7 separate regions of the Homo sapiens genome follow, and regions 1, 3, 4, 5, 6 and 7 are each linked to region 2. Evidence: chromatin contacts called from ENCODE Hi-C or POLR2A ChIA-PET data. All regions are on one chromosome and are shown on one strand. Each heading gives the region's core, a stretch centred on a gene start or an enhancer-like site at or near the end of the contact. The rest is flanking DNA. Distances are from core to core; before and after follow the strand shown. Region 1 overlaps HIVEP2 (HIVEP zinc finger 2). Region 2 holds the start of STX11 (syntaxin 11). Region 3 overlaps EPM2A-DT (EPM2A divergent transcript). Region 4 overlaps HIVEP2 (HIVEP zinc finger 2). Region 5 holds the start of FBXO30 (F-box protein 30). Region 6 holds the start of HIVEP2-DT (HIVEP2 divergent transcript). Region 7 holds the start of EPM2A (EPM2A glucan phosphatase, laforin).

Region 1 (2,700 bases), core at 41-2,540, 1.2 Mb before region 2:
TGCATAAGTAAGCTGAAAGTTTCCCAAGAAAAATGACATCGTACTATATGCACATCTCATAATCCTATGGGGACTTCTTTTAAATGAGAACATTTAGGCAACACTACTGAAAGCATACATAAGTCAGCGGTTAGCTTCATGACTCAGTTTAACTTAAACATGTAAACATAGTGTATGTTCCAATTTGGAATGATTTTTGAGGTTTACTAGAAACTACTAAATAATATTTTCATTTAGTAAGTCCTTTCTCTGTCAACTCTTTGATGTAAGAAACCTTAGCAGACCTCCCAGTGAACTTTAGCATTTTGGCTGTGTGTCCAAAAGAACAATCTACCATTACAAAGCCTATTCATGAGTCAACCAGGGACGTAATCACAATCACGACTGCTCAGCTGATACGACTCTTCTTTATCATACCTGCAAGTATGGAAGACACGTAAGATTCAAGTTACTAAATTATAGATTATTAGTACTAAACATCGATTCTTAAATATAGTTCTAAAGATGATTCATGCAAATTTAAACTTTTTTTAAATTTAACAGCTTGGGTTAACTTGCTTGTGTTCAACTTTTTACGTCTACCTCTAGCAAAATAATATTATTATAAAAACAGTAAAAGTCCATCTAATAATTTCAGTATAATAAATCCAGGGCTTTGACACTGTCTTCAAATTCACAAGATCATTAGTATTCTTTTAAACCAAATTAATCATATTCCCTAAATAACAACAGCTAAAATCATGAACACTGAGATCATTTTCTTGTAATGATTCTGTCTGGAAGTGTATTAACGGCATGATGTTTGTGCTTTGCACTAAACATTCATATCTTTGTTTCCACAACAAAGTAAAAAGGTGGCAGTTAGAGGGAGAGTTAAACAAGGTTTCCTGTGAGGGCTTTGTGAAAAGAAAGAGCGTATATTCTATCCGGGCAATGACAAACGGACTCAGGCCTCCTGAGGTCAGCGCTCCTGGGCACCATCAGGCCCCACTTCGGGAGCCCCCGGTGCTCCGGGCCCACCTGACTGGGCGTCCTCTGAGTCAGGGAGGTGCCAGTGCTGTGGTCCCCGCGAGCCCAACTGTCCCCTGACCCCCGGGCTTTTCCGCACCGTGGAGTCCCCCGACACGCTGGGGCCAGTGAACCCGGGCCGGGGCGCGCGTTCTCCCTCCCGGACCAGCTCCCGGCGCTGGGCCCGCGGCCGAGAAACTAGGTCTGGGCCGGCCCTGCGGCGGCCGCCGGGCGCGGCGAGCCCCACTTTCTCCCGGCAGGAAGGGGGGAGGCCGAGAGCATTTCCTGTTGTGCAGCTGAGCCCTGCGGAGACGTCATTGCATTCATGCTCCCTCGGGTGTCAGCGGACGGGGGGCCAAAGTTCAAGCCGCGTCCAGGGCAGGCAGCGCGCGGCGGCGCGGCGGCGCGGGGCGGGCGGCCAGGGCTCCCCTCTCCCGCTGGCGCTCCCGGCGCCTCCGTCCCCGGCCGGCCCAGCGCTGCTACCGGAGGCCAGCCCTGGGGCTCCGCGGGGAAGAGCTGCTCTTCCTCCCGGAGGAAACCGAGCTCGCAAGCCCAGCGCTCCCAGCCGCAGACTGCAGGCTGCCCTCCTCCACCGCCTGGATTTCCCACGGGGAGGAAAAGGCGTGCGTTTCCAGGTGTTTGGAGGACGCACTGGCCGGGCGCACTTTCCTCAGCGTAATTTTGAACGCAGTTTCCCTAAAGATGACTCTTTTTTCCACTAGGATTATTTCCAAGTCATCAAAAGTGAAAAATCACGTAAGTGTTGTTGCAGTTGTTTTCCCCTCGTTTTCTATCTCCTTTCCAATTGTGAATTCCGTAAATAACTGTCAGACATAAAACAGGAAAAGGAACATTTCTTCACTGCAGAGCTCCAGTAAGGTGAAAGTAGGCAAGAAGGCCCCCTGAGACGTTTCTAAAAGCATATTCTATATGTTTTCATTATGAAAACACCCACTGCACTCCTTTTATTTATTAGGACCTTAAGTTATCCTATCTCAACTAATACTTTTAACAATCAGAATCTCTTAAGAATCTTTCAATCTTATACTTATCCACTTTAATAGCCAACAAAACCTTTAGCCAGAGTGTTTTAAAATGGAAATTACCTGTTCATGTTTCTTAAAGATTTTTAAAGTCTCCTTCTAAATTTCCAGCCTTCCATTTAGTTTCAAGCCATAAACCAGATTATAACAATGTGTAATTGTAGAGAAGCTGTGGCTTACGGTTAATAACGATTAAAAATAAGGCCATAAGGTATTTTATGATCATTTTGAAATAAAAAATTGAAATAGTTTAATTTCAGCTTGTGCAGTTTGAGACAGATCGTCAACTACAAAACAAATTGTAGATTCTGTTCTCATGGTGAACAAACATTACAGATGTTTTACTGTGTCAACATCTCTAACATTTGAACTAAGCAATGTTTCACATCAGGACATGAATTAAAACAATGTAAACTATGGACCTGGGGTGACCATGATGTGTCGATGTAGGTTCTTGGATTATAACAAATGTACCACTCTAGCGCAAGACTTCGATAGTGGAGGAGGCTGTGTGTATGTGGGGACAGGAAGTACATGGGAAATCTCTGTACCTTCCGCTGGATTTTGCTGAGAAGCTAAAACTACCCTAAAAATATAAACTCTATTTTTAAACATATGTTTAGGGTTTTATGAGTATCCTGATACTTAA
Region 2 (2,700 bases), core at 49-2,548:
ATGATCTACATAAATTATTTGGAATTATTCTGTATAGGAGATTTGTCTCCTCTCCGCCTTTTATTTATTTATTCAATTATTTATTTATATCAGTGTAGACTCATGGATTTTTTTACTTTGGCTTGTAATCCAATACTACCTTGTTTAGTTTACTTCGTTGCTCAAATGGTTCCATCTTTGGCAACTGGGAGCTTTCAGGTGGTTCCTGTGTCTAAACATTCTGCCATCAAGGCAGGATTCGTTCTTTAGTTTTATTTTTTTTCTTCTCATTCAATTGAGACAGCGTCTCATTCTGTCGCCCAGGCTGGAGTACAGTGGCGCGATCTCGGCTCACTGCATCCTTGACCTCTCAGCCTCAAGTGATCCTCCCACCTTAGCCTCCCGAGCAGCTGGGATCACAGCGTGCGCCACCACGCCCAGTTAATTTTTTTATTTTTTGTAGAGATAGGCTTTCACCACATCGCTCAGGCTGGTCTCAAACTCCTGGGCTCAAGAGATCCTCCCCCTTCGGCCTCCCAAAGTGTTAGGAATACGCGCGTGAGCCACCGCGCCCGGCCCGATTTTTCCTTTTTTGAGTATCACTTCCTTACTTTTCAGCCTCAGCCTTGTTTTTCAAGGTGCTTTACCACCACCTGGCACAATCCACACTTTCTATTTATCCCTCCCCGTTAAAGTGCCGGGACCTGGAGGGTGGGTCTTGGCAGTATTTTTGAGCGCGGTGGGCACACAAGGGGACGCTCAGTTGATATCCAGAGAATGATGAGCCCGGCGGGTGTTGAGGCCGACTGGAGAGAGGTTGGTCGGCAGGGTTCTGGGAAGGCGGTGCTCGGCCTCCGTGTGACCGCAGGCTCCTCGCCCGCGTCCTCGAGGGTCCCAGGGATGCAGGACCTGCCGCAGCTTCCGCAGCCACACCCACGCTCAGAGACGGCTTCCAGCGTCCTCGCCGCGGCAACGCACCGGACTGCAAATGTCACCAGCGCAGCGGGGATTCCCGGGGGAAGTCCAGCGCGCTCCCTGCCCTGGGGACCAGAGGACGAGCGGAGGAAGTGTCTTGGGCGGCAAACATCCCACTCCCCGCGCCGGTCCGCGCAGCCCGCGGGAACGCCCCTGGGCTTGCGGGAGGGGCTGGAGCGCGTCCCCGGCTCCGGGCGGTCCCGAGCGCATGGACTCTGGGTGGGGCGGGAACCCGCGCTCTGTGAGCCGGCTGCCGCCGCGCCCCAGCGCTGTCATCCCGGGGCGGGGCCTGGTCCCCAGCTGTGGTCGCTTCCTAAGCGGCGGGGGCTGAGCCGGCGGCGCCCAGATGCGGCCGCGGCGGCGCGGAGCTCGGGCGGCCGTGGAGGAACTCAGCCTCGGCCGCAGGAGGCGCCGGGAGCGGAGCCGCCGGGAGTCGCGCAACAGGTTTCCTTCTCCATCGCTGCGCCCACAGGGGACGCGCGCCCTGCCGGGAGAGGGGCTTCTCGGTTCGCACTCTCGCTCCCAGTCCAGGTTTGTTTTTCTCTTCCTGAGCCCCCATTTCTCTTCCTGACTATTTTCCCCGTGCGCGGAGAGATCGGGGAGGGCGGGTCGGGGCGGGGGCACTGTCTAGGCTCGGGACCCGCGGCTGTGCCTTAGGTGGGATTTTGGATCTGGCGCAGGTCCTCACGCCGCCTCTGGGCACCTTCGGAAACACAGCATTGGGTTTCTCATATAAAGCAGAATGATTTTTTAAAATTACTTTTAATTTCAGAGGCTGAGGGACTTAGGATTTAGTGCTTCGTAAGAATTATTTTAGGGATACCTGTTGGTAGGCTGCCTTTATAAAGTGTCCACCCAAGACTACTTTTATTTTAAATCGAAAGGCTGGAGTGTTTTTTTATTATCACCTCTTCACTTCCTAGTAGGGTGACTGTGTCAAAAACACCAGAATGGGTACTTCTTGACTTGAACTTGGCGGTGTCACTCAGTAGCCAGGAAAGACGGAGAAATTGATAGAGCCTTCGAGGAGTCCCTTCGAAGCCCACGTAAGACTTTGTTTTAGAAACATGGAGAGAAGTAGTGGCAATGCCTGCGAGAGCCACGCCGTCCTGAGAGGGAATTCTGCCTTTTTCTAGACTCCGCTGACACCAGCTGAGATCTGTATTACTTCCTGTGGTTCTCACGCACTTGTTTCAGCCGTTTCTCAGCAGAGGGAGGAGCTGTTATTTACAGGTATCCAAAAATGAGTCACAGGGCTGCTCTCTTAATTGTGAGACTTTGTTAATGAACTTTTGAAAAGCGAGGCTTGCTTTAAAATGAGACTCTAGATGTGAAATGCCTGCCCTGCCAACCTGGGGCAGTGGTATGGGAAGTGACGATTGAGTTTTCAGTTTCCTAAGGCGCCTGATGTTACAACATGCCAGTAAAGGTCACTGGGCTGATCTAAGATAACCATTGAAATCATGTGCTTTGCCACAGATGCCCAAGAGAAAATTAATTTCATTATTCAATGACCATTTTGCTGTCATTTTCACTGCATGGGAGAAAGGTATCATTTAATGTGGTGATTGTAAGTAACTCTCTAAAATCAAAATATTTCAGACAGTTTGTGTTTACTAAATTGGTGCTAAAACCACATGATGATTTTTGAAGCGGGTGGGTCCCAGCGGGAGCAGAGAAATTTAAAAGTTGAAGCTGACAAGTCCTATTGCGGTGGGTAACAGCCCTTAGGAAGGGACTGCACAC
Region 3 (2,700 bases), core at 172-2,671, 1.7 Mb after region 2:
GGATATAAGTCAATGAAGAATTATGATTATTCATAGTGTATTACTAGCAAATTGTTGCTAAATAGATTTTGTTAAAATATCTTGTGATATGTGCATATCTATTATTTATCCACATAAGTAATTTGCATCATGTGAGTGTCTGGCTTGTGCTGTGGTCCCAGGAAACCTGCAAAGCAAACCATCATATATAAACTTACATTTCTTTATGTGAGTGCTTTATTATTTCATCTTGTTGACAAATTAGATCACTTCCCCTCTCCTTGTCGTATGACCATAACTTAAGACAAATCTCTTAGGTCTATCATCTATATTCTCACTTCCTCATTTCTTTATTCTTCATGTTTCACAATTCCTTAATTTAGACCCTAATTTGGGTTTCTTAATGTTTATTCCTTACAGACATGTATTACTGAATAAGCCCCATAATTTTTACTTGTGCAAAACATCTCTAAATTGAAAAAGATGATAAAAAACAAATCAAAAAATTTTTAAAGTAAATAAAAAACAACTCACAAATCACCAAATCTCTCAACTGTAGAATGGCAGTTGTCAGGGACCAGGGGTGGGAGAATGGGGTGATGTCATGAAAACAAAATAACGCCTGTTCCTCAAAAAACCTGTGGAAATAAAAAATTAAAAATTAAAAAATAAAAAATAAAAACAGCAACAACAAAACAATAAAGCCTCTTGGAAAGAGGCTGTATTTAGCAATCTGGTACAAAGAAAGAAATTTTTTTTTTTTTTTTTTTGGGTAAGCCACTTAGCTTATGAACAAAATAATAGCCCATGAATTAAATTTTAAAATGTTTGGAGAATAAAGCTAAGGTTAAAAAAAAAGAGAAACTGCATTCTTTCCAAGTAAAAAGCCCAAAGGGATCAAAGTTTGATGATGCCCTAGATTCTGTGACAGTCTACACTGAAATAATTATTTGTTCCTTTTGAATTGCCACGTTTTAGGTCATTAGTAGTGAGCAAATGTATTAATGCCACTATCATTTTTTGCTAATGTTCTTCTTTCTTCAGCCTAGTAATTTGAAACTATCAAATAAAATTTATAAACACACACACTCACACACACACACACACACACACACACACACACACTTTGAGACCGTGGTGCCTTTCTATTTATTTCTAGTATGGAACATTCAGAAACATAAATTGTAACATTTTTGTAAACTGCTATAATTTCATTATTTGGATTGAACATCTTCTTGCCCATAATTGTGACCATCTCAGGTACCTGGCTTAAGCCTGTTAGTTAGTTCACATATTGGCATTGCTATAGATGGAATTATTTCCCCATGCAAATTCAACTATTGAAGTCCTAACCCCTAATGTTATGACGTTTAGAGATGGGGCCTTTGGGAGATATTAGATTTAGATGAGATTATGAAGGTGGAGCCCTCATGGTGAGATTAGTGCCATTATAAAGAGATACCAGAGAGCTTTCACTTTCTCTTTCCCATGTGAGGACATAGAAGTAGATGAAAAGATGGTTGCTAAAAAGAGTTCTCACCAGAACCCAACCATGTGACATCCTGATCTTGGACTGCCAGCCTCCAGAACTGTGTGAAAATGGATGAATAAATGAATGAACGAATAAAATCTATTGTTTCCACTGAGTCTATGGTATTTTGTTATGGCAGCCTGAGCTGACTAAGACAGGTGGCCTTTGACCCTGTTTAGGAGATTCCTGTCAGGATTTAGAAGCAGACGTTTAATTTCCATCACAGTTCAAGCTACTAGTCCAGCTGCAATAAGAAGCAACATGCATTTGAGTAAGTTCTGAAGCGGGCTTCATTTCAGGAGCTGTGCCTCAGTATGGGCAGAGGCCCGGGCAATCTCTCCAAGAGTTGGGTTCAGCTGCATCTTGGCTTACTGGCTGCCTCAGTGAGAATTTCTAAACAAAGCAGAATAGCAGGAAACCTCTGACCAGTTTACCTTTTATGCTTTCATTTCCTATTTTTTTTCTTTTTTGGTAACTTTCTTTGACTTAAGGTGACAAAAGAGCACCTTTTGCAGAAGCTAGGACAATGTGGTAGAGTGAAACAAACCTGAATTTGGTGTCAGAAAGTCTGAGATTCACATCCAGGCCCTATTTGGAAATCTATGCATTTATGCATCCTTCCTCTGGTGATCTGATTCCATGGAGCTATTTTACAACTCTTTGTTAAACTTACCTGGTAGTCACACAAATTCTGTCCTGTGCACCACAAGCTCTATTGACTTCCCTCTTCCTCACCTTTATCCCCAAGGGGGAAAAACAGTTGCTTTCATTTGCCATTAATTTCAATATTCTTTTATGCCATATAAATTTGTGCTTCTTGACTTCTTTTTTGAAATGGTTGTAACATCTGTCTGCTTCCCTCATTGAATGTGTTAAACAAAATCTTTAACGTCTATTCATTTTTATATCTGTATGAAAGTCACACTTTAACCTTTTTCTGAAAATTATTTTTTAACACCCAGCTTCCTCATTTGGAAAATGGGGATAATAATAACTCTCTTATCCTCCTTTCTACATTTCTGGGATTAAACGAGTTATAATTAACTGGATTGAAATGATCATTAAGGGTTGAAAATGTGTCTTATCTACTTTTGTTTTCCTAACACCTTGGAAAGAGAATCTGCACATCAAAGTGCTCTTTATGATAAAATACAAGACAAACAGGACGTGGTTTTATCATTATCAGACAT
Region 4 (2,700 bases), core at 91-2,590, 1.3 Mb before region 2:
TCAGATTATATTATTTAATTAAGTGTACTGTTTGCCCTCCATATTCAGTCATACTCAGAATATTCCCATTAGCAGTCTGATTAAAATTGAGTTGAATTATATACATATGCATCTTTTCAACATTTTGTTGTCCCATGTTTAAAAAAATTGCATATTATTATGAATCTCTACATATACGACATTTTAACATTTATATTCAATAGACATTTATATTCTGCAAGTCTCCTGATTCTCTGTCTTTCCTCATTTCCATTTCACTTGCTTGGAAATACTTCATTCTTCATGTCCAGCAATTAAATTGTGTGAATTCCTCACAAGGTTCCCTAAATCACTTCCTTTACATGCCGGAAAATGCTGATTAAATAGAAGACAAGTACTTAAAATCCTATCTTAAATAAAATATCTTCATTTCCTTGACCAAAATGAAATTAAAACTGCATGTAAACAATATCACCACCACAAAATAATATCTCATGTAACCATTCTATTCCTTAGAATATTTACATGACAAAGCCCTGAGTTCCTTTAAAACACAGCTGAATGGCTTCAGCTAGCTAGAGCCCTCCTCCTTCCCTTCCACCCACCATTGTCTCTTATTTCTGCTATCTGTGAAACAGTTCTGAGTTCAAAGATAGAGAAAAAGTGCAGAAATACAAATCACTTAAAATTATAAATAAAATATGTTAAACCTAAGTTTGACTGAAAATAGTCTAAATTTTGTTGTGCATGTTAACTAAATCCACGTGTTATCTTCCTTGATTTCACAAAGCTAGGTACTCTCAAGGAATCTTATGGTTTACATAACCGATATGGTACATGAAGAATTCTAGACTCTGTACTGAAAGGGAAGAGAAGGACAAAAAGAAAAAATGGGAAGAAAAAAAAGACCTGAACGTCTGTGTGTAGATAGGCAAATAAGAACTGAAACTGTTTGCCATCCGCACTTTGAAAGTCACACTATGTGTCAAGTTTGTCAAGTCGAGTGAAAGAAGGAGTGATGTGCTTCTCCACTTTCCTGAAGAACCACGTAGAAAATGTGGCAAATATTTAATTTAAGCCTTGTTTCCTGAAAGACTGCAAGATGCCCACAAATTTTCTTTCCCAGAGTTCAAAATAGCAAGCTGAGTGGGTGTAAGCACTTTAAGTGAAAAAAAAAAAGTAACTAAGGAAAAGGAAATCGTACTTTCTGCTTCTTAGTATAAGATTTTTTTTTAAAGGCCATTTAAAGAGATATTAGTGATTAGGATCTGGTGGTTGTCTTGAATCAGAATACAAATACAGTCCTGGTGACCTCAGACAGAGCCCCCTGGCCACATTTAAACATGATTCATTCTGTGTAAAGATGAAACTGACAACATCGTAGTTACAGTAAGAGCAAGCTGTTGTCTGCTACGATCAGATACCTAAATCACAACAGGAAAACACTTGCACGAAGGGAAAGCTGAATGTCTATAGGGCCTCTACCCTTTCCCAAGAGAGGGACCTTCCTCAGCAGTGCTTTATAATATTTTCACATGTAGATGAGTCACCAGGGGAGCTTGTTAAAAATATGGGTTCTGATTCCGAAAGTCTACGTGGAACCCCAAAGTTCCCAGGTGATAAGTTCGCTGGTCTACACTTTGAGAAGCAAGACTGTAGTCTGTAACAATAGTTTCCTAATAGCCAGACACCAGAAATCACAATCAACCAATTAAGAACACTTACTAGTTACCTGTGCCAGTTGTTATAATAAAGTACATAACAGGTGACTGAGCTAATACAGAAAAAAAGTATGTTTTAAAAAAATAAAAGCTAAATGTGTGAAAAAGACTCTAAGGATAATAGGAGTTGAGAACAGGAAGAGTTCTGTGGGGACTAGAGTGGTCGCAAATGGCTTCATAGAGCAAGCTGGACGTGTGCAGCCCCAAGTTAAGGGAAGGGGTGGATGTAGAGAAAGAAAGAGCAGGCCACCACTAAGGGCAATTCTAGAAGGGAGAGCCTAGAGTTCCCACAAGAGAAAGCTACGGTGAGCCTGCTTTGTGGTTATAGATATTATCATTGGAAGCTTTTAATCAGAATTCACTTTGAACCAGGTGAAAGGAAACTCTGGCCTTGTTTAAAATTTGTCGGTTTGGAAATTATAATTCTATTCCAGGACAGGAAAGAATGGGTAGTTTTGCCTTAGTCTTATGCAAATTTTCTCCATTGGCAGCAGCAATAGTGTTATGAATGACATTTTAGGTTTGAGCCTGGGAGCACAAAATTACCATTTTTGTACATATATTTATGCATATGTATGCCTTTGGTTAACATATGTCTTTAATGATTAAGACTTTCAGAGCATTAGAATCATAACTTTTCACTACAATAGATTTAATAATCTTCTGTTACTTCGAGTACTTGAATTTTACTTTTATTATAAAAAGAATTTTTTTCTCCTGTAACATACTTTCGGATGGCACATACCCACACAACACCCTCAACTCCAGCAATATTCTTCCATTCTTCTCTTTCCTCCCACACTGGCTGACAATGGGAAGAAAACATATCCAGAAACAGAATGAAATTATTAATGAATTATACCTTATGTGTTTTTTTTAATCTTAAAAGAGTTTTTCCTACCAACCCACAATACGTTGGGTATTGCACAATGGATTCAACAGAAAAGCAACTGAGGATTCCACAGGTCAATACAAACATAAACATTCAATCTCTAAACTT
Region 5 (2,700 bases), core at 106-2,605, 1.7 Mb after region 2:
TGACTAAGCATGAAGAAGAGTGATTCAGCGGAAACCGCATATTGAAATCTAACCCTCTGAAAAATCCTAAAGGTTTATTTTATGCTACTCTTTTCCTTTTGCCATGTCAACAATTGGACTGCTTTGGAAAACCTTAGTATGAGCAAATGCAAAACCTGTTAATATAATTTCCATAGGTCTCTAAAGAACAAACAGTATTGAAATTTAGCAAATGGAAATTAAAATTTAAAAAGTTTGGGATTTTGTATTAAAAGATTTTAAATTAATCTACACCGATATCAGAATGCCCATAAATAACTTCATCTTGGATCAGAGTCAACGAAGTAATCATGGAATAAAAGGTCAATTCGTTCCCAAGCATCTTTTATCTGGGACTTACAACAGGGCTCAATAAGAAAAACAAGAGAAAGGGAGAGGGAAATGGAGTACTAGGACATTGGTAAACACATACTGTTTTGCCTCTTTGCCTCTATACTCCCAAATATACCCGTTAAAAACATACTGGCAGATTACTTTGAATTCAGCACGCGCTCTATAAACCCCTTCCAAGCAAAGGAGTTCCAAGGCGCAGGTCTTGGAACAACACAAATAACCTCAGGTCTGCAAAATAAGGAAGTTCCCCTTTAATAAGGACCGAGGCTAAGGCTAAGATCCTCTCACTTCCATGAATGGCAAAGTTACCAACTTTGCTCATCCCGTGCAGACAGTGGATGATGCCTCCCCAGTCTTACTTTAAGCCATTTGTCCCCAAATAACCCAAGTTTCTAAAAACCAGACGGAACGAGAAGCTTAGGGTTCCCTAAGTTTAACTCCTCCTTCGTCCCTTCCCAATACAAAGACACACAAACTGGGGGGGACACGGAGGTCGGTGCCCTCGAGGCTTAAGTCGCCATTTGCTGACCTCAACGGCTGGCCCGGCATGCGGCCCGGCGAGGACACGAGCGCGGCGGACGCCCTCTCAGGGCGCCCGGACGGCCGACCCGGGACGCGCATGGACCGGGGTCAGCCGCCTTTCCTCTGCTCCAGGCCGGGCCCGTCAACCCCACGGCCGCCAGCGCCAGCGCCTCGGTCCCGGCCGCGGCCTCAAACTGCCCGGCCGCTGCCTTCGTCCCCGCCGCAGCGCGGACGGCGCCGGCCTCCCCTGCGGGCCTCCCGTCACTCACCGGCCGGCGCGGCCGAACCGCGGCCCAGGCCCTAGCTGCCCTGGACGCCGTGCCCAGCTGCTCCGCTCTGTCCCGGCGACGCTCCGTACCCCACACAGCCGTCCGAACCGCCTCCTCCGCCCCTCTTCCCCAGCCGGGCCGCCGCCTTTTCTCTTCTCCCGGCCTGCTCCAGAGGCAGCCACCCTCCTCGCGCGCCCCGCCCCGCTGCGCCCCGCCCACCCGGCCCGGCTTCTGCCGACAGCTGGGCGGGGACGCGCACGCAGTCCCGGCGGGGACGCGCACGCCGCCCTCTGACCCCGCAGCGTCGTGGCTAGAGTAGGGTCTGGAGAGAGCTCCCACTGTGGCGAGTCCTGTCGTTGGATTCCCGCGGCGCCCCGTAAGGCTCCGCCCCGGCGGTGCTACCAAACCCTGTTCGATTTTAGAATCGTACATTCCCAGAGGGAATCCTAGACCCCTCATTTTACAGTTGAGGAAACAGGCCCAAGTAGCATGACTTGTTCGCGCCGCTAGTCGAAGGAGCAGCAGCCCCGATCCCTTGACTCTGGGGCACTGCTTTCCCTTTAGCTCATTTTTGGAGGAAATGGGTGCGCCCTTGCTCGACCTTTGGTGATTGCCGCCACAGGCCTTCCCGCCGGCTAACTCAGCGTGCCCAAGTCCCGTGACTTAGTGCCAGGACGGTGCTGTGACCCGTTATCCCCTGTCGGGTTTTACCTCCCCCCGGGAGAGCTCAGCCCTGGATCCCGGCGGGCGGCGGAGCCTCTCTGGAGCCCGGACGGGACAGCCCACCAGGGTCTGCTTCTGTGAGGGGCCGAGGCGTCATTCCGCGAAGGTAATTAGCTGGGGAGGGGACTTGAAGCCGCTTTTGCAGTGTACCTTACATATGACTGGGGAGTAAAGAAATCCCACAGGGCTGTATCAAAGAATGGATGGATGTCCACGCCCCCGCTACCACCACCAAGCCTTGGTCTACGGCCGAGGGACAGTGATTCCGAGCTCTGGGTGTTGGGAGCCGCTCACCCGCCCCCACCCCTCTGTCGGGGACTCCTGCCCACCCCGTCGCAAGAGAATTACAACAAAGGAAAGATGGTTGTAATCCTGGCAGTGGGGATGGGGGCAGAGCCAGGAAAACACTGTTGTCATCCTTTTTGTGGCTGCATCTTTACCCCTTGCTGTTGTGCTTTGGGAAAGAGAGCTCACACATAATTTGCTATCCTACAGAGAAAGCCTGTGGGTTTTTCAGATCCGTAAATTAAACAAAACAAAACAAAAACTGAGTTAGGAACTTAGATTACAGAGTAAAGGTTGATTCCTTAAATGATTAACTTTTTGAAAAATTATCTGTTCCCCTTATTTTGCCTGATTTGGCTGTAGACAGGCTCTGGTCCTCGGTTCAGACCTTGAGAGCCACTGTCCAGAGAGCTACATGGTCAGGATGGGGAAACAGGCAGGATGGCCCAGTGGGAGAGGATGTAGGTGCTGCTACACTATAGCCCCGCTCAATGCTCACTGTCCTGGATTGAGTCACAGACCTTTGTTT
Region 6 (2,700 bases), core at 18-2,517, 1.2 Mb before region 2:
CCCCAGGACATTACGCAAAGCAGCCTCCCCTCATCTGCATAGATCCGCGGCCAGGGTATTCCCCGCATTTCCCCACGCGCCCGACACCCCTCCCGCGGTCTCCCCCATCCCCGCCCCCTCCGACCCTCACCCTCGGGCCACCGGGAAGGGGCTGGGGGCACACGCCGGGGAGCGGGGGACGGAGTTCGGCGGCGGCGATTCCAATATAAAGTGAAACAAGCTCCCAGCGCCGAAGGAGGCAGGAAAAACCCAGCGTCCAGGCCACTTACCGAGCCGAGGAGGGACCTAGATTCCCGCCGCTCCGCTCTCGCGGTGGCCGGTCCGCCCTCCGCGCACCCCGAGGCTGCACCCAGCACCCCAGACGCGAGACGTGGAGGAACGCTGTGAACGAGCCGGGAGACCCTCCAAGTTGCTCTGGGCTCCGTGGAGCGTCAAGGTCCAAGACACAACTTGGCAAAGACTTGTGCCACAGTCACCGAAGATGTTTGTGCGGAGACCCTCCTGCGGGGAACGACGGCGCTCGGCGGCGCCCCGCTCTCCTCCTCTCCACCCCCTCACCTCCAGCCCGCCTCCCGCCGGCCGCCCGCCTCCGGGCCGCGAGCCCCTCGGGCGGCTGTCAGCTCCCGGCCGCCGCCGGGTGACAGGGGCGGGAGGAGGGCGCGACGCGGCGGCCCGAGCCCCAGCGGGCGAGGGGGATCCTCGCAGCCGCGGCGGCCGCTCACCTGGAAAGTCACCGCTGAGGAGGAGGAGAAGGAGGACGGGGAGGAGGAGGGAGAGGAGGAGGGGGAGGAAACCCCCCTGGTGCCCTTGTTCTCGCTGCCGCGGCGGCCGCTCCTCGCCAAGGCTGAGCGTGTCTGGTGGGGGGTGTCTGGTAGCATTTCCTTAAGGACAGAGGGAGGGCGGGCGCGGAGGGAGGGAAAAGATCCCGACCGCCAGCCCAGGCTCCTCTTGCCTTTATTTATTTTTCTGACACTGTACGGAGATGGGCCCGGGGCAGGGGCCGCCGGGCTCAGGCGGGAGCCGCGAGGCCCGGGCCGCAGCTGTCTGCGTGCGGGAGCCGCAGCGGCCGCCTCCCCTCCCGGGCTGTGGACGCACCGGGTTATTCCTGGCAGCGCCTCCCCGAACAGAAGTTACTAGGAGGAGTGCGCGGCGAGGGCGGACGGGGGGAGAGGCGGAGGGAGGGAGGGAGGAAGAGGGAGAGACTCAGCCAACGACGTCATCGGATCCCCCAGCGCGTCCCAGGGAGGGAGGCTGAACCAGAAAAACCAGTCTGGAGCCAGTGAGCGAGAGAGGGATGTGCGGCGCGCGGGGCGACGGGGGAGGGAGGCGGTCGGGAGGGCAGGGCCGGGCCCCACGGCTGCCGCTGCGGGCGGGGAGATCGCGGCCGCGCACTCGCTCGGTCGGAGCGGGGAACTCCCCGGAGAGCTGGTCTCTACTTGTCATGCAAAAAAACTTGGGCATCTCTAGGAGCCTGAGAATTTCCTTTAAGGATGTGGAAACGTCCTCCGTCCCCACCCCTTCCCCATTTCCCAGAGAATCGTTGTCTGCCTTCCTGACGAACGGAATTGTATAATTAGTAGTGCCCTTAGATTTGGAACCAGTACTCCGGATCCCTGGCCTCTCCTCGCCCCCTGCCTCTACTCACAATTATGTTATCGGTCAAGAAAAGCAAAATCAGACTGTGGCTCCCGGCTGGGTTTCTGGAGCTTTGTAGGGTTTTACTAGCACTTTCCGTGCCCCTGCGGGCGCGCGAACTATTCACGTGCTCGAAACGCCCGGATTACCTTCCCTGAGGTCACTCACCAGGGTGCCCCCGGCACCCCCAGTTCGGGGACCGCGGCCCGCCCTCGCCAGGGGATTCAAATAGGTGTGGGCAGCGGCGCGAAGAGCAGCTGCCGGTTTCCTGGTGGGCCGCGCTGGAACCTCGGGGCGAGCTGCCACCTTCAGCCTGTGCGCTTCCCTCTCCACGGAAGGGACCGGAGTTGAAATCACAACCAACCCTGGGAGAGCGGGGCCGGGAGGCGGGGGAATCCCAGGCGAGTGGGAGCCGAAGCTCTGGGCTTCCTCCCCGGCCGGGCGACACCCGGGGGACACCGGGGCTCTCTCGGGCCGTTACCCTGCCTATGTGGACTGGTGTGCACCCTCGGGGGAGGTTCCTAGGGTGCCACGGTGCCCGAGCGCGACGAGTGACTGCTGGGGAGGGGGGCCGGGTCCCGGAGCGCCTCCTCCGGGTGGTCTCCCCCCCAGCGGGGACCGCGCGCAGCACCTCGCGGGCGCCCCAGCCCCCGCACCCTGCGGAGCAGAGCCGAGCGCCCAGGACGCCGCGGGCCCCAGCGGTCCTCCCCACCCCCTGGCCGCGCCGCCGCCCTGCCCGGGGCGGAGTAAACAAGAGACGCGCAAGATTTGACCTGGCGCGACCCGGCTTTCTGGCCGGGGTTCCCCCTGAGCAGGTGACTCCGTGGGAGGGGTGGAAATGAGTCTCTGGAATTCCGGGCCAAAGACAATAACTGTGGTTCTGCTTTTAAAGCAGGTATTTCACCAGCAACTGCGGAATGTTTTGTGTCTCCAGTTTCAAATTTCGCGGAAAGGGACCAAATGTGAGGACATATAAAATATCCCCTTCTCTTTTCATTAAAAATGAGTGCATTACAAAGGAAGGGCAGCCCCTTAATGCCTGCGAGAATAGCGCTGCTGGTTTCG
Region 7 (2,700 bases), core at 133-2,632, 1.6 Mb after region 2:
CTGTAAAAGGAATTTCAATTAAGCCACTACTGTTTACGACAGAGGAAAACTGAAAAGAACCTAAATGCACATTGGTAGATGCAGAATAATTTGTTGCCATTTAAAATATACATCTACATGTAAAATACATATCTACGTGTAGTGACAGTGAAAGATGTCCCTAACATATTGTTAGGCAAGAAAAGCAAAAATTCAGAATTACTATACAATTTTTGTAAAAAAAAAAAGTATATGCATATATCACATACATAAATGTGTACAAGCAGTGTGCTTAAGATGTGTGGAGGAAACACTGTAAGTTTTCACTATGTACATTTCTTTATTATTATTTTACAACCAGCATGTATTGTTTTAGTATTTTAAGAAATCAGGTCATGTCTCAATTGTCATATATCTGGGATTAAAAAAGAAAAAAAAATCCAAAAAGGGAAATATTCAACGTTTTTCCATTAGTTCATTCTCAATATCTATGAAAAAAATCTAAGTAGCACATTGCTGTCTAGGATTAGCGAAAACGCTAGTTTCGTTGGTTGGATCGTTTTGGGTTTTTTTTAGTGAATTAGAGCAGGAAAATGAGGACACAAAACCCAACCAAGGCGGAGTTGGGCTGTTGAAGCCATCAGCGGCGCGCGGCCGGGCAGCCAAGGGACCCGCGAAGGGGGGGACTCGGAGGTCGAGGGGCACTCGGAGGGCGAAGGGAGCCCCGGGCGGGAGACGAAGGGCACTGGCCCGTGACGCAGGCGCGGTTGGAAAGAAGCTGAGGACTGGATGTGCGGAAACCAGGTCAGAGGGGCAGGCAACAGAGTGGGCGGGAAGGCGGCCGGGAGCGCTATACGGGTCTAGGGAATCAGTAGGAAGCCGGAGGCGCGGCTGGCGGCGACAGCGTGGCCGGCAGAGCAGGGTCAGCCCAGGTCGCCCGGGGAGTGCGCAGGGACGCGGGCAAAAAGCCCGGGACGCGCGCCGCCGGGGCCTGCGGGGCCTGCCCGAGGCCGAGGCCCCGGTTGGGGGTGCGGGCCGGAGCTCCCGCTCTGCGCCGGGGGCAGGCGTCTGCTGGCAATACCTTCCCAGGAGAGCTCTCCTCCCGGCTCCCGCTTCAGGAACTTGTACCAGAACGTGTCCACGCGGCCCGGCTCCGCCCCGTCCTGCGCCGCCTCCTCGGCCGCCAGCTCCACCTCCCCGAGCCACAGGCCCGGCTCCTGCAGGGCCAGGGCCCCGTCGCCCGCCGCGGTGCCGGCCGGCCTCAGGCGGACGGCACCGCGCGGCTCCCAACGCCCCAGCTCGGGCCGCGACCCCACCACCAGCAGCTCCGGCCGGGCGCCGGCCACGGCGGGTGGCACCACCACCCCAAAGCGGAAGCGCATGGCGGGCGGCGGCGGCGCGAATACCCGGGCCCGGAGTCCCCGCGGCCGGCAGGCGCGGCCCGAGCACTAGGCGGCCGCAGCGATTGGGCGGTGGTGTGGGAGCCCCGGGCACCGGGGAGAACACGTGCTGTTCTGCGCCTTCTTTGGGATGCATCACGCGGCTCCCGAGCCCAGACTTCGTCCAGGCCGGCGGGAAGGGGTCAGCGGAGCCGCTAGCTGCCTCTTTGTGCCCCGCAACCCCGCGGGCGGTTGATTTCCACCTGTGGGCGCTGGGGACACGCGACCGGAAGAAATGGAAGAGAAAACGGGGTTCGGGGAGGGAGGAAAACTTCTAAGCCAGGCGATCGTCCAGTTCTCTCTCCAAGAGACTGGAAATTAACTTTATGAGGATCATAAGGAAGGGAATGACCTCTAGACAGCCGCCTTCTAATTGTGAAACGGGGGAAGATCTTGGACCTGGTCTCTGGAGCGCTCCCTATCTTAACCAAGTCACTTACTCTAGCAGGTCTCAGGTTCTTTGTCTGTAAAATGAGGGTGTAAAATAATGATCTTTCTAGACCCTACGAGCTCTGAAGGATCTCTGATTGGTGGAGATCACCCAAGACCCGGAGCTGATGCAAAACATTACCTACCATTCCCTTGTCTGAAAAGCCACATCAACTTTCTTTTTTCAAAAACTATATTTTTAGTATGTGTAAAGTAAGTTTGGAGTAAATACTTTCAAGTCCTTTTCAAGGTCAAAACAAAAACTAATTCTGTGACTACAAATGTATGCTTTTTTTTTTTTTTTTGAGACAGAGTCTCGCTCTGTCCAAATGTATGCATTTTTAATGGAGTAAATTAAAAAAAAAAACCTTTGTTTAAAATTTACTTTCAGCAAAAGTCAGCATTATTTTTTCAACTTAAAACCTTTTTGGGTTTTAAGTTGAAACAGGTTTTTTAGCTGTCTGGCCCAAATCCAAAATACGTATATCTTGGTGGGGAACTTCAATTTGTCTCTGCCATAAGACAAACGAATGTCCTGATACTTTTTGATTCTTTAACAAAATTATCCTTGTATTCTTAGGTTTATATATTCACTAACATTTAACATAACACAAATCTGTTACGTGAATTAAAGACACACAAAGGCATTTTTACCAGTGTTTGGAAGTTTGTGAATAGTAAAGGGGAACAGGCCAAAATTTCATGCGTTGAGGATATAAGTAAAACAGAAAGTGCAAAAATGTAAACTACACAAACTCAATCTCTTGTGGAACAATTAGAAAACTAATAATACATTTTACTCTTGAATGTTGATATTCCACTCGAAGTTTGGTTGGTTGCTAAGCTTAAGGAT

What was found. A loop is a pair of places that touch in the nucleus more often than their neighbours do. ChIA-PET counts read pairs that join two places held with the same protein, here RNA polymerase II (POLR2A). Pooled maps may share reads with other maps.
Region 1: a loop to region 2 is called in a pooled map, with 4 times the contacts of the local background. The contact joins the enhancer-like site here to the promoter of STX11 in region 2. A Hi-C loop is called at or near these places in 1 of 168 maps with a recorded cell type or tissue (naive thymus-derived CD4-positive, alpha-beta T cell), 1 of 37 single-sample maps with no recorded cell type and 4 of 50 pooled maps.
Region 3: a loop to region 2 is called in a map with no recorded cell type, with 5 times the contacts of the local background. The contact joins the enhancer-like site here to the promoter of STX11 in region 2. A Hi-C loop is called at or near these places in 2 of 37 single-sample maps with no recorded cell type and 3 of 50 pooled maps.
Region 4: a map with no recorded cell type shows a loop between it and region 2 (4-fold over the local background). The contact joins the enhancer-like site here to the promoter of STX11 in region 2. A Hi-C loop is called at or near these places in 7 of 37 single-sample maps with no recorded cell type and 8 of 50 pooled maps. POLR2A ChIA-PET finds 5 or more read pairs at or near these places in 1 of 52 experiments (T-cell).
Region 5: a loop to region 2 is called in a map with no recorded cell type, with 7 times the contacts of the local background. The contact joins the promoter of FBXO30 here to the promoter of STX11 in region 2. A Hi-C loop is called at or near these places in 5 of 37 single-sample maps with no recorded cell type and 8 of 50 pooled maps.
Region 6: a loop to region 2 is called in a pooled map, with 8 times the contacts of the local background. The contact joins the promoter of HIVEP2-DT here to the promoter of STX11 in region 2. A Hi-C loop is called at or near these places in 1 of 168 maps with a recorded cell type or tissue (naive thymus-derived CD4-positive, alpha-beta T cell), 18 of 37 single-sample maps with no recorded cell type and 12 of 50 pooled maps.
Region 7: a pooled map shows a loop between it and region 2 (7-fold over the local background). The contact joins the promoter of EPM2A here to the promoter of STX11 in region 2. A Hi-C loop is called at or near these places in 8 of 37 single-sample maps with no recorded cell type and 10 of 50 pooled maps. POLR2A ChIA-PET finds 5 or more read pairs at or near these places in 1 of 52 experiments (GM12878).

What each region holds. Positions count from the first base shown.
Region 1 is chr6:142,925,606-142,928,305 of GRCh38, forward strand. All of the region lies in intron 1 of HIVEP2 (HIVEP zinc finger 2), which reads right to left. Among named protein-coding and RNA genes, the nearest start is that of HIVEP2, 18 kb to the right of the region's middle. RefSeq lists silencers at 1,069-1,638, 2,540-2,629. Within about 2 kb of position 1,291, at least 34 of the 41 ENCODE cell types and tissues checked have a DNase peak (open chromatin) inside an H3K27ac peak, as active enhancers do.
Region 2 is chr6:144,149,219-144,151,918 of GRCh38, forward strand. It overlaps STX11 (syntaxin 11), which reads left to right and starts at 1,299. Exons shown (of 2, transcript NM_003764.4): 1 at 1,299-1,485. RefSeq lists a silencer at 986-1,425.
Region 3 is chr6:145,863,875-145,866,574 of GRCh38, forward strand. All of the region lies in intron 2 of EPM2A-DT (EPM2A divergent transcript), which reads left to right. It also overlaps a transcript of SHPRH not described here. Among named protein-coding and RNA genes, the nearest start is that of FBXO30, 50 kb to the left of the region's middle. RefSeq lists an enhancer at 1,349-1,518. Within about 2 kb of position 1,422, at least 6 of the 41 ENCODE cell types and tissues checked have a DNase peak (open chromatin) inside an H3K27ac peak, as active enhancers do.
Region 4 is chr6:142,841,596-142,844,295 of GRCh38, forward strand. The region is part of intron 1 of HIVEP2 (HIVEP zinc finger 2); the gene reads right to left. Among named protein-coding and RNA genes, the nearest start is that of HIVEP2, 100 kb to the right of the region's middle. RefSeq lists an enhancer at 1,611-1,900. Within about 2 kb of position 1,341, at least 12 of the 41 ENCODE cell types and tissues checked have a DNase peak (open chromatin) inside an H3K27ac peak, as active enhancers do.
Region 5 is chr6:145,813,440-145,816,139 of GRCh38, forward strand. It overlaps FBXO30 (F-box protein 30), which reads right to left and starts at 1,356. Exons shown (of 3, transcript NM_032145.5): 1 at 1,164-1,356. The region is part of intron 1 of EPM2A-DT (EPM2A divergent transcript); the gene reads left to right. RefSeq lists enhancers at 765-1,319, 2,377-2,446 and a silencer at 997-1,536.
Region 6 is chr6:142,945,222-142,947,921 of GRCh38, forward strand. HIVEP2-DT (HIVEP2 divergent transcript) reads left to right here and starts at 1,268. Exons shown (of 3, transcript XR_001744397.3): 1 at 1,268-2,700. It also overlaps a transcript of HIVEP2 not described here. RefSeq lists silencers at 95-324, 555-1,184, 1,235-1,454, 2,035-2,444 and an enhancer at 2,485-2,534.
Region 7 is chr6:145,734,138-145,736,837 of GRCh38, forward strand. EPM2A (EPM2A glucan phosphatase, laforin) reads right to left here and starts at 1,383. Exons shown (of 4, transcript NM_005670.4): 1 at 1,061-1,383. The coding sequence starts at 1,361. EPM2A-DT (EPM2A divergent transcript) reads left to right here and starts at 732. Exons shown (of 3, transcript NR_038246.1): 1 at 732-783. RefSeq lists a silencer at 858-1,447 and enhancers at 1,608-1,667, 1,678-1,727, 1,748-1,797.